Linked DNA regions of Homo sapiens: region 1 is linked to region 2. A link is an interaction called in ENCODE POLR2A ChIA-PET data of the cell type or tissue named here. Cell type or tissue: Panc1. All regions are shown on one strand. Each heading gives the region's core, and the rest is flanking DNA. Links, peaks and the distances in the headings are about the cores only. Region 1 has its middle 230 kb from the start of SEMA3C. Region 2 overlaps SEMA3C (semaphorin 3C).

Evidence for each region. ChIA-PET counts read pairs that join two places held together with the same protein. Peaks named below come from ENCODE experiments on the same cell type or tissue, not always from the same donor. Only the 100,000 strongest peaks of a DNase experiment are listed, where the experiment ranks them.
Region 1: POLR2A ChIA-PET joins it to region 2 with 10 read pairs; 1 of 35 experiments calls an interaction of 5 or more read pairs at or near these places.

Annotation. Positions count from the first base shown.
Region 1 is chr7:81,146,522-81,155,711 of GRCh38, forward strand. No RefSeq gene overlaps it. Among named protein-coding and RNA genes, the nearest start is that of SEMA3C, 230 kb to the left of the region's middle. In Panc1, for the core only: no CTCF peak of the experiment used is centred there; no DNase peak of the experiment used is centred there; H3K27ac peaks cover 2,626 bases.
Region 2 is chr7:80,811,195-80,820,384 of GRCh38, forward strand. SEMA3C (semaphorin 3C) reads right to left here. Exons shown (of 18, transcript NM_006379.5): 5 at 7,105-7,224. Among named protein-coding and RNA genes, the nearest start is that of SEMA3C, 100 kb to the right of the region's middle. In Panc1, for the core only: no CTCF peak of the experiment used is centred there; no DNase peak of the experiment used is centred there; H3K27ac peaks cover 1,845 bases.

The sequences.
Region 1 (9,190 bases), core at 2,016-6,015, 340 kb after region 2:
ACGAGCTTTTTTTCATGTTTGTTGGCTGCATAAATGTCTTCTTTTGAGAAGTGTCTGTTCATATACTTTGCCCACTTTTTGATGGGGTTGTTTGCTTTTTTCTTGTAAATTTGTTTAAGTTACTTGTAGATTCTGAATATTAGACCTTTGTCAGATGGATAGATTGAAAAAGTTTTCTCCCATTCTGTAGATTGCATATTCACTCTATGATAGTTTCTTACACTGAGCAGAAGCTCTTTAGTTTAATTAGATCCCATTTGTCAATTTTGGCTTTTGTTGCAATTGCTTTTGGTGTTTTAATCATGAAGTCTTCTGCACATTCAGCACATGTATCCCAGAACTTAAAGAAAAATTAAAAAAAAGAAAAATAACAACAACTCACCAATAAAAAACTAAAAAAAAAAAAAAACAAAGACACATGCACATGTATGTTTATTGCAGCATTATTCACAATAGCAAAGACTTGGAACCAACCCCAATGTCCAACAATGTTAGACTGGATTAAGAAAATGTGGCACATATACACCATGGAATACTATGCAGCCATAAAAAATGATGAGTTCATGTCCTTTGTAGGGACATGGATGAAATTGGAAATCATCATTCTCAGTAAACTATCGCAAGAACAAAAAACCAAACACCGCATATTCTCACTCATAGGTGGTAATTGAACAATGAGAACACATGGACACAGGAAGGGGAACATCACACTCTGGGGACTGTTGTGGGGTGGGGGGAAAGGGGAGGGATAGCATTGGGAGATATACCTAATGCTAGATGACGAGTTAGTGGGTGCAGCACACCAGCATGGCACATGTATACATATGTAAATAACCTGCACATTGTGCACATGTACCCTAAAACTTAAAGTATAATATTAATAAATAAATTTAAAAAAATTACGAAGAAAGTCAGGATATCAATTACTTGTGGAGGAAGAGTGGAAGAGAGAGAAGGGTTATGGCTGGGATGGACCAAATAGAGAGATATGAGGTGATTATCAAAGTTTTATTTCTTGGCTAGCATGATGGTAAGGACGTTGACCTCATGATAATTAATAAAGTTTCTTTTGTGAAAAGAAAAGAAGGAACATACCTCCAGACAATAAAAGTCATATATGACAAATCCACAGGTAAAATCATATGCATGAGGAAAATCTGAAAGTCTTTCCTCTAAGATCTGGAATAAGCCAAGGATGCCCACCTTCATCATTGTTGCTCACCATATTACTGGAAGACCTAATTAGAGCAGTAAGAAAAGAGGAAGAAATAGAGGGCATCAAATTGGAAAGGAAGAAGTCAAATTATTCTTGTTTGGAGATGATATGATCTTATATTTGGAAAAACCTAAAGACTTCAACAAAAAAATATTCGAACTGATAAGCAAATTCAGTAAAGTTGCTGCATACAAAATCAACATACAAAAATCAGTAGCATTTCTATATGCCAACAGTGAACAATCTGAAAAAGAAATCAAGAAAGTTATCCCATTTAAAATAGCTACAAATAAAATTAAATACTTAGGGATCAACTTAACCAAAGAAAGGAAAGATCTTTACAATGAAAACTATGAAATACTGACACAAGAAATTGAAGGGGACTCAAAAAAATGGAAAGATATTTCATAGTCATTGGAAGAATCAATATTGTTAAAATATACATATGTAACCAAATCAATCTACAGATTCATTGCAATCCCTATTAAAATACCAATGACATTCTTCATAGAAGAAGAAAAAAAATCCTAAAATTTATACAGAACCACAACAGACCTAGAATAACCAAAGTTATTCTAAGCAAAAAAGACAAAACTGGAGGAATCACATTACCTGACTACAAATTATCCTGCAGAGCTATAGTAATGCAAACAGCATAGTACTGGCATAGAAACAGACAGACAGACCAAAGGAACAGAATAGAGAACCCAGAAATAAATCCATATGTCTACAATGAACTCATTTTTGACAAAGGTAGCAAGAATATACATTGAGAAAAAGATGGTCTCTTCAGTTAATGGTGCTGGGAAAACTAGATATGTCTATGTAGAAGAATGAAATGGGACACGTCTCTTTCACCATATATAAAATCAAACCAAAATGGATTAAAGATTTAAATTTAAGACCTCAAACTATGAAATTACTAAAAGAAAACATTGGCAAAAACTCTCCAGGACATTGCAGAGTTTCTTTTCTTGAGAACTACCCATAAGTACAGACAACCAAAGCAAAAATGGATAAATAGGATTACATCAAGTTAAAAAGCTTCTGCATATCAAAGAACACAATCAACAAAGTGAAGACACAACCCACAGAATGAGAGAAAATATTGGCAAACTGTGCATCTGACAAGGAATTAACAACCAGAATCTATAAGGAGCTCAAACAACTTAATAGGAAAATAAAATCTAATAATCTGATTTAAAATGGGCAGAAGACTTGAATATCTCAAAAGAAGACATACAAATGGCAAACCAATATATAAAAGAGTTCTCAGCATCACTAATCAGCAGAGGAATGCAAATCTGAACTACAATGAGATATCATCTTACCCCAGTTAAAACGGCTTTCATGCAAAAGACAGGCAATAGCAAATGCTGGCAAAGATGTGGAGAAAATGAACCCTTCATGCACTGTTGATGGAAATGTAAATTAGTACAACCACCATGGAGAACATTTTGTAGGTTCCTCCAAAAAACTAAAAATAGAACTACCATATGATCCAGGAATTCTCTTGCTAGGTTTATATCCAAAAAAAAGGGAAATCAGTATATTGAAGAGATATCTGCCCTCTTATGTTTATTGCAGCACTCTTCACAATAGCCAAGATTTGGAAAAAGCCTAAGTGTCCATTAATAGATGAATGGATAAAGAAAATGTAGTGCATATACACGAATGAAATACTATTCTGCCATAAAAAAGAATGAGATTCTGTCATTTGCAATATCATGGTTGGAACTTCAGGCCATTATGTTAAGTGAAATAAGTCAGGCACAGAAAGACAAATGTTGCATGTTCTCACTTATTTGTGGGAGGCAAAAAACAAACAAACAAACAAACAATGAACTCAAGGGGATAGAGAGTAGAACAATGGTTACCAGAGGCTGGGAAGTGTAGTTGGAGGGGGAATGGTTAATGGGTACAAAAATATAGTTAGATAAAATGAATAAGACCTGATATTTGATAACACAATAGGGTGACTATGGTCAACGATAATTTATCATACATTTAAAAATAACTATAAGAGTATGATTGGATTGTTTGTAACACAAAGAAAAAATAAATGCTTGAGATGATGCATACCCCATTTACCCTGATGTGATTATTATACATTGTATGCCTGTATCAATATATCTCATGTAGCCCATAAATGTATATATACCTACTGTGTACCTAGAAATATGTAAAAAAGAATTCTAGTGTATGGGGGGCAAAGTATCTTATGTACTTTATGTAAGTACTCCCTTTCCAATCAATCTCCTCTAGATATCAATCTTACCTCTAGCTATTTTATACATTAAAATACAGCAAACACACAGATACATGTATACATGCTCAGAGCTGGTTCCATTTCATTGTTCATGTTGTTATTCATAAACAATGAATGCTTTATAACAGTTATTTGGGGGGAGAAAGGGCTTTATAAACAACACACATTCTACTCTTAAAATACTGGTATATTTCTTTGCTTTCCATTCTCCAGTTACCACAATCATGAGCCAAGGTATATGTCACATTGCAGTTTTGATACAGCTACTTTTATGCAACACAAAAAAAGTTAAATGTCAAACTGTTAAAATTACTAAGTAGTATATGAGGTAGATTTCTTCAGTCATTTCCTTAATCATACACTGTCTCTGATCCTAAGTGATCATGACTATTTCTTGGGATCACAGATATGTTGAGGCTCAGGTGATCTGGGTTAGAAGCCAGGGATAAGAGATGCCAGAATGAAGGTCAATGCAATGAAATGAGCTAATACCATGGATGTCCATTCATATATTTGACATTATTGCATAATAAAAAATCAATGATTTTGTATTGATCCATATTAATCAGACCATAACAACTGATCAAATAGGCTTCAACAAAAAGTCTTATTTTATTTAGTTGCTACTAATGAGAATAATTATGTTCCTTAGGTGTATTGGGTTAGAAAAAAAAAGATTTCTCTGTTAAAATATTAGACTAATTTAGACTATATAAAACTTTGGATATGTTTTAAAATGTATCGTGATTACAAATGAGGATTAGAATCATGTTATCATGAGGATTACTAATGCAATTAAGCAAAGGTTATTTGTTTCAATGAAGAGAAATCACATGTGGTTAGTTAAGCAGAAAAAGGCATTATTGAAGAAATATCTGGTACCTTCCCAAATCAGCAGGAAGTCAATAGAGCTGGGCTGCAGAAAAATAATAGGGTATAAAGGAGGCCAGGCAGCCAAGAGCCCAGCCACCATCTCATCGTGTGCTCAGGCTGGTTAGAAAATTGTCCCTGGTGCCAGGAACACTGGATGTGCCCTGCTGAGCTGTTTGAATTCAATACAACTGCCAATGTGGTCAGTGGACTCTAGCTATTTGTGTTGCCACCACAATGTTCCAAAGGATTTGTAAACTATCAGACAGCACAGAAGCACAGGCTTGGGCAGGGGAATCTGACTGGCAGAGCAGAGGTCCCAAGCCCAAGCTGAGTCACATGCCTGCATCTGAGCTACCAAGGGCTTCTGATCCTTTCTGTTTCAGAGAAAGAGTCTTCACCAGGCCTCAAAAAGGGTCAGACTGCTCAGTCATAGGAAGAGCATTTTGATGCTCATCAGCCAAAAAGTAAAGAATAGCCATCTCACTGTTTCTCTCTTGTTGGTTTTGATTTCTTCCTCTCTACATATTTTTAACTTAAATGGTTAAACTCTTCTGAACAGCTAGCTAGACTCCTTCCTGAGTTTCTTAGGCATTGACAATGCTCTGTACTACTAATAATTTTGTTTTCCATAACTGTTCTTACTAAACATTTCAATGTTTCATTTCTGTATCTTATTTAGGTTTGGCTCATGATCAATAATGAAGAGTTGAATTGCACCAAGGTAATGCCTTCGTTATAAGATAATCTTAACAGCTGGATTTAGCTAAAAGTGTGAGGTTATGCAGATGGAAAAACTGATCTAGGATCCAATTATTAGGTAGCCTGCTTTTTATTAGTTATTAGGTATGATATTTAGTTGTTCCTAGTGAATCTTGACAAAGAATGTACTGTTGGAACACAAACAGCAGAAAATTGCCATTTGTTCTAAGACCTTGTTTGCTCTCTCCACAGTATTAGCACTAGCGTATCAGTGAATGTAACTCATCCTTGTTAGCTTCCTTGATCTTTTTCTTAGACAATTGTCTCTTCGTGCCTAAATGCATTTGTTCAGCTTTTAGTACAGGCATGCAAGACATATGCCCTTAAGCACACACACACACACACACACACACACACACACACACACAGGCACACATGCAAACACACACTAAGCTACTGTTTCTGCTCCCCATCTGTTGGTTACAAACGGAACTATATGCAGGGAAATTATAAACAGCAATAGAGCTGAACTCACCTCTTCATGAAAAACAGAGAAAAATTATATGGATTTGTCTATTCAAATAGTATGCGTTATGTCTATAAATGTTAACCCTTAAAATAAAGTTTTTATGTCTCCTATGTGGCATATAAATCAAGGTAATTACATTTATTATACAAACACCCTGAATCATTATCTTAAGAGCTAAAAGCATTTTGAATTACTGAGATAAAAGCAACTCAGATCATAGGACCAGGTCTTTGCTGTATCAATCTTATTTCTATCCAAATAGACTCATTTATCTCTCTTTGTTGATTAAGACACCCATTAGTAGAAAAGCATATCTATTGACTATATAAAAGAAGTTGGATTTATGAAGCTTTGGTAATTAGCAGTCAAGAGAATTAAAAATTAATGTTCATGCAAAAAAATTGGAAAGGGAAAGGAGAGAAGAGGAGGGTAGTGTAAGCAAATTAAGTCACTTTAAATTCATTGAAGAGTCTTATCTAATACAGGTTAAATTTAATAAATCATAATATCATAAGAAAAGCCTATCATTTAGAACTATACTGTTTATCTGAAGAATTGTGAATGGAAAAGTTCAAATATACTTACCCCTTAACCCTGAAGTTTTGGATTGATGTTTTATATACATGCAGAGAGAGAGAGAAGAGGAAGCAGACATATAAATGGTGATTAATTTTTATTTTTTAACTTTGAGATTTTATTGTTTTGTCTACATGTGTATATATTTATATGAAATGAAAATATGCTAAATGAAAATATGCTAGACAAAAACCCACAATAAAAAAGAAAAGCCAATCTTGAGGAAATAATTTTAATGAACAAAAATATTCACGGATAACAAACTGCATGCATCAAACTTTGGATTGGAATAGAAGAAAATGAGAACAAAACAAGGGGAGTACAATAATGGGTTTAACTAAGGAAATGATGGTATGATTATATGATTTACTTCTTTGTCATTATGAAAAATGAAGTATTTTATTTTATTTTATTTATTTATTTATTTATTTATTTATTTATTTATTTATTTATTTATTTTTGAGATGGAGTTTCACTCTTGTTGCCCAGGCTGGAGTGCAATGGCGCCACCTCGGCTCACTGCAACCTCTGCCTCCTGAGTTCAAATGATTCTCCGGCCTCAGCCTTACGAGTAGCTGGGATTACAGGTGCCCGCCACCGCGCCCGGCTAAATTTTGTATTTTTAATAGAGTAAAATAATTTTGTATTTTAATAGAGACAGGGTTTCACGATGTTGGCCAGTCTGGTCTCAAATTCCTGACCTCAGGTGATGCACCTGACTTGGTGCTGGGATTACACATGTGAGCCACTGTGCCCGGCTGAAAAATGAAGTTTTAAATGTAAGTTTTATTGACTGCATGCCAGTTAGACCTAGGATTGGACAGCACCACAGAAAATTCCCAAAATAAGTGATTTAACTAAAGAAGTTTAATTTCCTCAGCCATAAAAGAAGTCTGGGGGGGTGCATAGGCCAGGACTAGTATGGAGCTCAGTTTCCTCTCTTCCTACTGTCATTCTGAAAATATGAATGCATCCTCAAAACGTTGGCTGGTGGTCTATCGTTTTAAGAATTTTTTATAGGAAGCAGCCTTGCAAGGTAGAAACAGCATTTCTGTCCTACACAAAGGGTGTGCAGGTTCACTGACCATTATAAAAGTTTTAGGCTCTGTAAGTGTCTCATCCTCTTCTGGCCCTGTGGGAATTGGCACTCAGAAAACTGGGACAAGAAAACCACCTTTCTGTGGAAGGGTTTCTTTTTTGCTTTCAAGTAGTGCAAAATTTTAGAAACTTTGCAGTTCTTTACAGTCCAATACAACATTTCTGCTAACATCATTTTGTCCAGAATTTAGATAAATAAGCACATGGCCCAAGGGAGGCTGCAAATGTTATCTTTTGATTGAGCACTAAAATTAGAGCATTGTTACTGGGAGGAAGGAAAAATGGACTTCAGGGTAGGGCACAAGACGTCACCGCCATAGACTGAAAAATTTGTTCAAAATTTAGTGTTATGTGAAAAAAAAATATTTGAATAAGTAAACAGAAATAGGCCACAGATTTTTAAATGTATAGTAAGTGTTTACTGAGGTTATCTCTGGGTAATGAAGGTGCATTAATTTTCTAGGTGATGCTGTAGCGAGGTACCACAACCTAGGTGGCTTAAATAAGTGGAATTGGTTGTGGTATAGCTCTGGAGACTAGATCAAGTTGTCGGCACCACTGGCTCCTTCTGAGAACTGTGAGGGAAAAATCTGTTCCAGGCTTCTTCTTTTGACTTTTAGATGGCCATCTTCTTCCTGTGTCTTGTGAAAGGAAAATAAATCTCAGGACCCCAAAATCACCAAGCCGAAGGGAAAAGTCAAGCTGGAAACTGCCTCACACAAACCTACCTCCCATTTTGTTCCTAAATAAGATAGCTACGAAAAAGAAAAGGCCACATACCTCCCTCACAATTTGCCCACTAGGAAATTCCTTGTGGGCCCCAAGATCCTTACCCTAAAACAGTTCTGTTGAATTTCACCCTGACAATGTTAATTGATAACTTATCTTCAAAGGTATGGGAGAAAGGACAGAACTCAAAGTCATCCCTCTGCTCCCCTGAGACAAATGCATATCTGATTGCTTCTTCTGCCCTATGTTTATTTTATCTTATGTAAAAATACAGATTCACTGAGTTAGAAGAATGCATAAGTGACTATTCCTCTACCCCCCCACTTTCACATGCGAATGGCTGATCAAAGACTCAAAAGAATGCAACCATTTGCTCCTTATCTACACATACCTTTAAAAAATGTTTTTGTCTTTCCTCAGTATCCACCCTTTCTCCTATAAATATTTAAGCCCTAAAAATCAGCTTTGGAGAAAGGCACAGACATGTCTCCTTACCACGCATCCTGAACCTTGGCAAAATAAACTTCTAAATTGATTGAGACTTGTCTCATATGCTGTTTGGTTTACAGTCCTTTCACATGGAATTCTCTTTGGGTACATGCCTCTGTGTCCCAATTTCACTTTACTACAAGGACCCTAGACAGCCCATCCTAATAACCTCATCTTACCTTAACTTATTATATCTGTAATTAATCTATTTTTCAAATAAGGTCACCTTTTCAGGTACTAGGAGTTAGGATTTTAACAGATGGATTTTGAGGGACACAATTCAAGCCATAAGAGAAGGTATGGGTAACTTTTTTATTTGAATTTTTATTCTTTCCAAGTATCATTGTATTGCTTTTAGGTAATTTTGCTAATTAAAAGAAAAGATATAATTTTTAAAAACAAAAGTTCAAAGTGTCTTGTTTACTCATTATGCTTATATAATCCTATTAGTAACCTCAAAGTGTGATTTAATGTCAACCATATATTTTTTAGTCTTTAGTAAATAATGTTGTTTTGTAGTTAAATCAATAGATTTGTCACAACAGGTTGTGACACTACACCTCTCTTCCAGCACATTTTTGTGATGCATTTTGTTTTGTTTTGCCTGTTTGCTTAAATTTTCAGGGCTCTCTATATGTTCACAAAATTACTGCACATACATTCAGCCCATGGGCTGGCATCCTTCAACAGAAGTGGCTTCCAGTCTGGGACT
Region 2 (9,190 bases), core at 1,748-5,747:
GTGTCATTTACTCATGACTTTATTTAACAAAAATTCACTGAGCATCTGCCATGTACCAGAAACTGACTAAACACTGGGGATATTGCAAACAAAATACACTAAAATCTTTGTCCTCAAGTAATTTATAACCTAGTAAGAAAGGTAATAAATAATTAAAATATGGAAATATGGAATATGTTAGATAGTGCTTGCTACTGAGAAGGAAAGTTAAGCAGGAAAAGGGAAGAGAGAAGACTATAGATTGGGGGCAATAGATTCAATGGTTTTAGCCTCACCAAGAAGAAATATCTTGTCAGTATAAATATGTACCTTTTTCTTACATAAAGTTAGTACAAGCCCCCTACCAAAATTCAAAGTAAAAAAAAAATGACCATTTTAATAAGGTCAAATAAGATGATAAGGAATCTTAATTATCAAGCTAAGATTTTTGAAAGTTATCCTGAAAGAAATATGAAGTCAATAATATTTTTGAGTGTGGAAATGGAAAGATCAAAACCTTGCCCTAGAAAGTTGGACTTTATCTTGAGCTTTAAGGAGATTGGGAATGAAATGTATAAAAACAGGCACTGCATTCAGGAAAATTGGTTAGTTTCCTATTACAAGAGTCCAGAGATTAGGAGGTAATAATCTGACATGGCATGTTTTCAGTGGTCAAGGTAAGAGCAGCAGAGATGTAAGAAAATTTATATAGTCGCAATCAACAGAGGTGGGCATCAGTTATAATTCAGTGGTTCTAATTTCATTGTACTTGTTGTCCTTTTCACATTGCCTCCACATCCTGAAAGGATACATCTATTACATTCTCTGTACATGCCTCCAAACTACTGTTTTGTAAAAGGTAACCTAAAAAGGTAAATCCAAACAACTATATATTTGTGATAATCAATCACAACCAATTTCTAATTGATCATACTCAGGAAAACAAAGATGATTCTAAAGTTTTGACTCCTTGAAAAAATAAAGCTAATACATAGTTGTTTGAGTTTCTATACTACTGCAGGACCTCCCTAAACATAATAGAGAATAATAGAGCCTAAAAAGAATCACAGTCCTCCAGCCTAAAAAGGTTCTTTCTGAGCATCCTAAGATCTTCATCAATGAAGTCACTCTACAGGTGATGAAAAAATATGACTTGTCCAGAAGACCACGTAGTTAAAGGCTGATAATAGCACAATTTGAATTCAGTCTCCTGACTCCTAGTGAATCCGATTTCCAAAAGATCTTCATTCATGTAACCACTAAACTAAATCAATAATCATAAACCAGAAGAAAAACAAACAACAAAAAAAATAGTAAGCCTTGTTGCGGTTCTAGAGCTGGAGACTGATTTGACCAAATAAGTGAGAGTTCGTCTTGCAGGAATTGGTAAGGTTGTTTAGGTACCATTTGCTCTCAACTGACCTACTCCTACATTGCACAGCACTCTAGATCTAGATCACCCCCACCAGGAGCAGATGTGGTCTACCTAATAACTATCTCAAGCACCCTGAAATAATTCCTAAAACTTGTCTCCTGAGAAATCTTCTCTGTTTCTCCCCAGTTCGTTAGGCTTTTCTCTTTTTGACTTTGATTGCATGTTTTTGTTGTTGTTGTTGTTTGTTTGTCTTTTAAAGACAGGGTCTAGCTCTGTCACCTGGGCTGAAGTGCAGTGGTGCGATCTCGGCTTACGGCAACCTCCACATCCCAGGTTCAAGCGATTCTCATGCCTCAGGCTCTGGAGTGGCTAGGACTACAGGGAAGCACCACCACGCCTGGCTATTTTTTGTATTTTTTTTTTTTTTTTTTTTTTTTAATAGAGACGGGGCTTTCGCCATGTTCCCCGGGCTGGTCTAAAACCCCTGGGCTCAAGTGATCTGCCCGCCTTGGCCTCCCAAAGTGCTGGGATTACAGACATGAGCCACTGTGCCTGGCCAGATTCCATTTTTAATTTCAATAAATTTTTTAATTTCAATAAATTTTGACACAACATTCGATTCCTTGAATGTATGACTTTTTTCATTGCATCCACACCCTAAAGGAATACATCTATCTACATTCTCCATACTTGCCTCCAAACTACTAAACATTTTGTAGAAGGCAACCTAAAAAAGTAAATTCAATACATTACAGATTTGTGATCACCAACCACAAGTGGATCCCCTACAATGTACAGTGGCCTTTCAAAGATTCTCTTATCACAACTGGTTCTGTCATCAAAAATTTCAGGCCTTTGCCACTAAAGCCAAATCCTGATTTTTCTGATCCCCTAACTTATTCTCAACTCACATTATTGCTACTTTGCAGAGAAAGCAAAGCCCTTAAATGATATATCTTCAACTCCTCACTACTAAACACACAAATATCATATTTAGTAATGTAATATTATATTGATATATCCACTAATACATGAGACTAGTTCTCTTACTTTGAGGCCAATTCTTTGGATTTCATTGCTTTGGATTTCATCTTATCTCGTCTTTTTAGGCACCTTAGATTTCCATTATTCCTTGTGTTTCTTTGATACATACTTTCATCTTAATAATTGGAGGCTTTATGCCATTATTTAAACAACCCCTTCAGCTCCCATATACCATTCTCCTTATAAACCACACTTCTCAGGGAATTACGTACATCCTCACCACCATTTTCTGACTTGTCATTTTATTTTCAATCCACTTTAATTCAGCGTCTAACGTCAATTATTGCATTGAAACACTTATTGATAAGATCTTTAATGACAATTATGGTACAAAACTCAGTGCTTATTTTTTAGACCTCATTTTACTTGGATTCTCAATGGCGCTTGGAATAGTTGAAAACTTCTATGTTTTTACAATGACTTATTTTTATTTCCCAGAACCAACATAGTCTTTTTTTCCCCACCCCTCTTTCTCTGTTCCTTTTTTTTTTCTTTTTTCTTTTTTTTTTTATTTAAGACAGAGTCTCGCTCTGTCGCCCAGGCTGGAGTTCAGTGGCCACGATCTCAGCTCACTGGCGAGCTCCGCCTCCCGGGTTCACGCCATTCTCCTGCCAGCCTCCCAAGTAGCTGGGACTACAGGTACCTGCCACCACGCCCAGCTAATTTTTTGTATTTTTAGTAGAGATGGGATTTCACCATGTTAGCCAGGATGGTCTTGATCTCCTGACGTCATGATCTGCCCGCCTCGGCCTCCCTAAGTGCTGTGATTACAGGCGTGAGCCACCGCGCCCAGCCCTGCCTGTTCTTTTTAGGCTTGTTTGTAAGTTCATGTTCCTCTAATTGGCCATTAAAGTTAGGAGACCCTCAAGTCTCAACCACCGTCATTCTTTTCTTTTTACTCTAACTCCCTCTCTGCATAATTAAATCCACACTTTTCTTGGGCTCCAGTTACTCTTATAAAACAATGACTCACACGTGTATATACTCAGTCTTATATTTAACGGCCTACTTGATATCACTAATTGGATCTTTCCATGGGATCTCTCATTCAACAGACCAAACTCAGGCTTATAATCTTTACCCTATACATGGTCTCTTCATTCTCATCTCAGTTCATGGCAACTACACAATTAAAGAGGCTGAAAATAACAAACAAGAAAAGTGTCAGCATTTATATCATTTCCTTTTCCTTATCCAAATCCATCAACATCATCTATACTATTTTATACTTCATACCATTTTATACTCTCTGTCACCATTGCTATCACCTGAGTACAACGATCTCTTTTGTGGTCTTCTATGTCAACTCTCAAACTAATCTCCTACAACTTTTCCACCCCCCACGCACCGTGCCACAAATCATCTGTTACCTAACACATAAGTGACAACACAATTCTGTTCCTGCCATTTTCTGCTGAAGATTGTTCCAATTTACTTCTCTGTTGACATATAAGTAGCCTTTAAAGCTTTTAAGGTCTTTAAAGCTTTAAAGTAGCTTCAACATGATTTTGATTCTGCTTTTATTCTCATTAAATGAATATTTCTGGATTGAACAATGAGAGAAAATAATAGAGAGTAGGTGGTGAAAAATTAAAAAGTAGGCATAGCAAAGTGTCCTATGGTCACAGACGTCAATAAAGGCAATGAAAAATACAGAGCATGAATGGTGGAATTTAATGTCACAGATCGTTCTAGGAGAAGGGATACAAAATGAGGGAGTCAATTTGGTCACTGAGGAATCTGCCATTAATTAAACAGTTTTAGTTAATGTGTAGGAGTGAAATATTAGAAAGGATGAATAAAGGCATAGAGATTAGGAGCACAAAAGCTGGAAATTCAGCCTCCTACTCTGAGAAGCTTAGTAATGAAGTAAAAGAGAAAGGAGAAAATTAGAAAAAAGAAGTCACAGAACCAAAAAAAGGATTTTAAGGGAAAGAAACCCAATCCTTTCTTTAAATGGGCAAAAAAAAAAAAAAAAAAAGTAAATGTAGAGGAAAGGGAATGAAGATATAAAACAGAGTGATGAAGGTTATTTATCAAAGAACTTAATACAGAAAATGTATAATTTTTCTTCTGAAACAGAAAAAATCCTACAAAAAGATACTGAAACAGACTAGATTGGTGGCAAATTTCATTCAAAAAGCATAGGGGATAATTTTGATACCTATGACACTCTTGGTCACCTGTGATATTCTTGGTCAGTCTAAGGTAAAGTTATCTGCTTGATAAGGGTCAGGGTCAGGGGAGCTTAATTGGTATCTGGGTGTTGAAACAGATGTTATGAAAACATCTGATGAAATCAAAGATAAGATGTGGTAATATTCCAAGAATTTGTTGCAAAATTAACCAATCACCATTTTTGTTGATGTTTTATTCATTCATTTAAAGTCATGATTCACTTGTATTGCTTTATCTTTTTCCAGGAACAGAAGACAAGGAGTAAAGATAGTAGACACAGGAGAAGAACCGTGGTTAGGTCTTCATGTAGCAAGGATTCCAGGCTCTTTAGGTGAGTGAGTACTGTTGAAATCTCAGAAAGCTCTGAATCAGTCTCGCAAATAATAGAAGAGAAATGGGGTATAACAAAAGCATGTGATGCTCCAAACACGAAGTAGGCTCATCAAATATTCCCCTAGAACCAATGAATATCTATGAACACAGACCAATGAAGGATGGTAGGTAATGTCCCAGATATAAAACTGAATAATTAAAGTAACTCTGCCAACCTAACTTGGTTCACCTTCTATTCAAAATTAGGTTTGAATAGATGAAAAATGTCATCTCTTAATAATAATACAAGAGGGTCAGCAGTAAGTATCACCCATGGTCATTACAAAATACAATCTTAGTGATAGAGAAGAATTCTCTCAAAATAAAACTTTCTGCATCACGTGGTCATTTTATGCTAGGAGATCTTTTATCCTAAACTAAAAGAAAACAAATCCATTGTAAGATTGATTAAACTGTGTAGTTCTATATTTACAATATGGCTTTTATACTACAAATATATAAAAGTGATGTTATGGTGAAACTCTCCGACTAGAGTGAACTATCAAGGACTACATTTTATAAAGCTTAAAAATCATAACCCTGTTCATACCTAAATTGGCTCTTAAGATGTTCACGTATTATTTCAGAGATTCATTAATGAAACTGCTTCTCCTTTGAAACGTATCTTTTGAAGTGAGACTAAAGTAGTTCATATTTAGCAAAGTGATTAAAATGTATTCCATGCTGGTTTTCCAAAGGAGATTATTTTTTTGGACAGAATTTCCAATTAAGCTTTGAAGTGCATAGTGGGCAATTCGTACATGGGAAAATAATTTTATTTGAAATCTGTGCTCTGAAAATGGCTATGCTATTGTTGGCCTGTACAGTGACTGCACAGACTTCAGGGAAGTGTCTGACAGATTGCAGACGTCTAAGGCAGTAGTTTACTTAATCAATTGATCACAGGCATGTGGTTTTAATGACAAGCTCAATGCAGCCAACTGTATTCTTCCAAAAAGCATAACTTTACTTTTCCTGTAAGAATTGTAATATTTCATAGCATCTTGAACCACATTAAAAAATGTCTCATTTTGGGGTCAAATTATAATTAGTTATTTTTAAATGACTTTTTATTCATTAAAAGATACTTATGTATAAATTACATGTCTGAAAAACAACTTAAAAAAACATTGTTCAGTCATATTAGAACTAAAATAGATTAATCCTTGTTAAAGGAAAATAAGCTTTAGATCAGTAGACATATTTATTTTTTTCAAAATTCTAATCTCTAAAATCAAATTAAAATATTATTTAAAAACTGGACTTTCTATATTTAAGTTGCATAATAAAACCAAACCAAGTTTGAAAATTCAGTTTTTAAAATAATTATGTTAAGTAAAACAACATGTTTGACTAAAAGAATGAGTAGTAACTCTCTTGGTGTAATGTACTTTCCTTAGTCAACAGCTGTGGACTGGGATAACAAAGACAGGCTTAAGTAGCACAGGTGAAGTTCAACCAGCCTCATATTTGACTATACATTAGCTATATATTTGACTAGTGTTTAGCAAACATCATACCATAATGCCGCATATCACCTTAACTAATTTAAGAATAAGGCTGGAATAGCCTAATGTAGGATGATGTTGGTCTAAGATAAAAGTATGATTTGTTAATTACATCAAGTTCTTTTCAGCAGACACTTGGCATCCCACTTTATACATCTTTTACAGATATATATTTATAAAATTTTATTGAATTTGAAAGACAAGAAATTACACTAGATTTGAGAAGGTTAAGTTTATGCTACAATATTTCTATAATTTGGAGCAAATATTATTACTGTATTACATTCAAGTAATCTTGAAATTATAACATTTTTCTTTCATCTTTTACAGCTTTACAAATAAAATAGATATACTAAAAATATATACATATACACTAAAACTATATAGTTGCCTCCAACTAAAAGTATACACACACACACACACACACACATATAATACACATAAAAATATATATACTTTTTTAGCTGAAGGCAAAAGGTGATACTTCAAGTAACTTGGCAGACAGGAAAAAATGTAATATAGTTTGTATTTAAAGGGCATGAAAATATTTTATGAATATTGATATGTCCAAGTTTTTACTCTAAAATACAGTTTCAAAAATCCTTGACACTAATATCAAAACTAAGAATGTTAAATAGTTATACTTACCTCTGATCTCCTCCCTCTGTTCAAGTAAGTACAGACAGGACTGAAAGCGCCACTCCCACAGACATACAAATGTGTGCGATTGAAAGTCTGAATTACACGGACAAAGTTCCCACAGCCGTGCTAAAAGAATCAGTAAATAAGCAGTTAGTAACTCAATGACTTTCATTGTTATTTCAGTTAGCTATGTTAACCTGAGATCTTGTATGATAAGTAACAATGAGGTGACATAAACTTTTGATGTATTAGTCCAGGGGCGTCCAATCTTTTGGCTTCCCTAGGCCACACTGGAAGAAGAATTGTCTTGGGCCACACATAAAATACGCTAACACTAACAATAGCTGATGAGCTAAAAAAATAAAAATAAAAATAAAAATCCCCCCAAAAATCTCATGTTTTTAAAAAGTTTACGAATTTGTGCTGGGCCACATTCAAAGCTGTCCTGGGTTGCATGAGGCCCTTGGGCCACAGGTTGGACAAGTTTGTATTAGGCCATATCTTTGGGGAACTATTAGTATATTTGCACCTCTTAAAGGTAATTTGAGAGTACTTATCTAACTTGTAGAAGTAACAAATCAAATATTAAGAAAAACAGTGGCTCAGGAATAGTCAAAACATTATTACAGAAACAGTCAGTCAACAAACATTTACTGATTACCTACTATTTGCCAGGGTATAGTCAAATTCTCTGGGCATCCTTACTGAGAAAAACACAAAAATCTCTACCCTTGTAGAATGCAATTGAACAGAGTTGTCATACATGCCCTGCTTTTTCTATTTCTGTTTTAATCTGGACTAATTCTAATACTTCATTTGAAAATGCTCTCAAATTTATACATATCAATGCAAATATTATTTGGCAATACTTTGCTATACATTTTCCTTTCTGCTCCATTTTTTTATTGTTAAAAGACGTGTTTCCAGAAATATTAAAACAACATGGCTTATTCCACTGATTTATTTCAAGAGAAATATAATCCACCGCAGATAGTAAGTAAAATGCTATATTTCATTATTCTTGTATTACAACACTGTCTAAATTTTTACATCCTGAAACTTTATAAATGTATTCTTTACCTGAGAAAGTTTACAAATTAACACACAGAAGTTATTTTTCCTTAAGTTTTCCTTAAAACATTGAACACACACACATTATACAAACATGTTCTGAATGCACCTGTGCCTATACAAGTTCCATATTACCATTAGTGCACAATGGCAGACACTATTCACCTTAAGAATTGGCAAATAAAACTAATCTCCAACAAAATGCCAGCATAATGATTGCCTTCTATGAGGAATGACATAATCAATCTCTTTGCCCTGGATCTCCTAAAATACTCCTTTCTTCTCTTGTAGAAACTCCTTTCTCACTTGCTCCCAGTTCAAGTAAAGGCAAGGCTGTCATTTATTCACCCAATGAAACAGAATAATTATTGTAATTCTCAATTGACTGTGACCTTGCTGGAGCACAGAAACAGTCAGCCCTAGATGCAGATCTCTGTGACCAAATTAACCACCAAATGTTCCACAGTTACTAGCTTCACTATCCTTTGCTGACTATAATTCAATCAAGCCTGAGATTGAATGACTTCATGAAGTCATTCTCTCAAAGAACATTAATAAAATGATTGTATATTAGAGACAGCATTTTTATAAAAAACTATAAAGAAAGACATCAAAAGTTAACAGTAATTTTTCCCTGGGTGGTCAGAAAATATATGTTGCTTTTCCCCCTGCTAGGTACCATGTATGCTCCTTTTTTTTTTTTTTTTTTTTAGAGACAGAGTCTTGCTCTGTTGCCCAGGCTGGTGTGCTGTGGCGTGATCTCAGCTCACTGCAACCTCTGCCTCCTGGGTTCAAGTGATTCTCCTGCCTCAGCCTCCCAAGTAGCTGGGATTACAGGCATGTGCCACCATACCCAGCTAATTTTTTTTTGTATTTTTAGTAGAGACGGGGTTTCACTGTGTTAGCCAGGATGGTCTCGATCTCCTGACCTCATGAACCACCCGCCTCGGCCTCCCAAAGTGCTGGGATTACAGGTGTGAGCCACCATGCCTGGCCTCTCCTATTTTTTTATAAACCATAT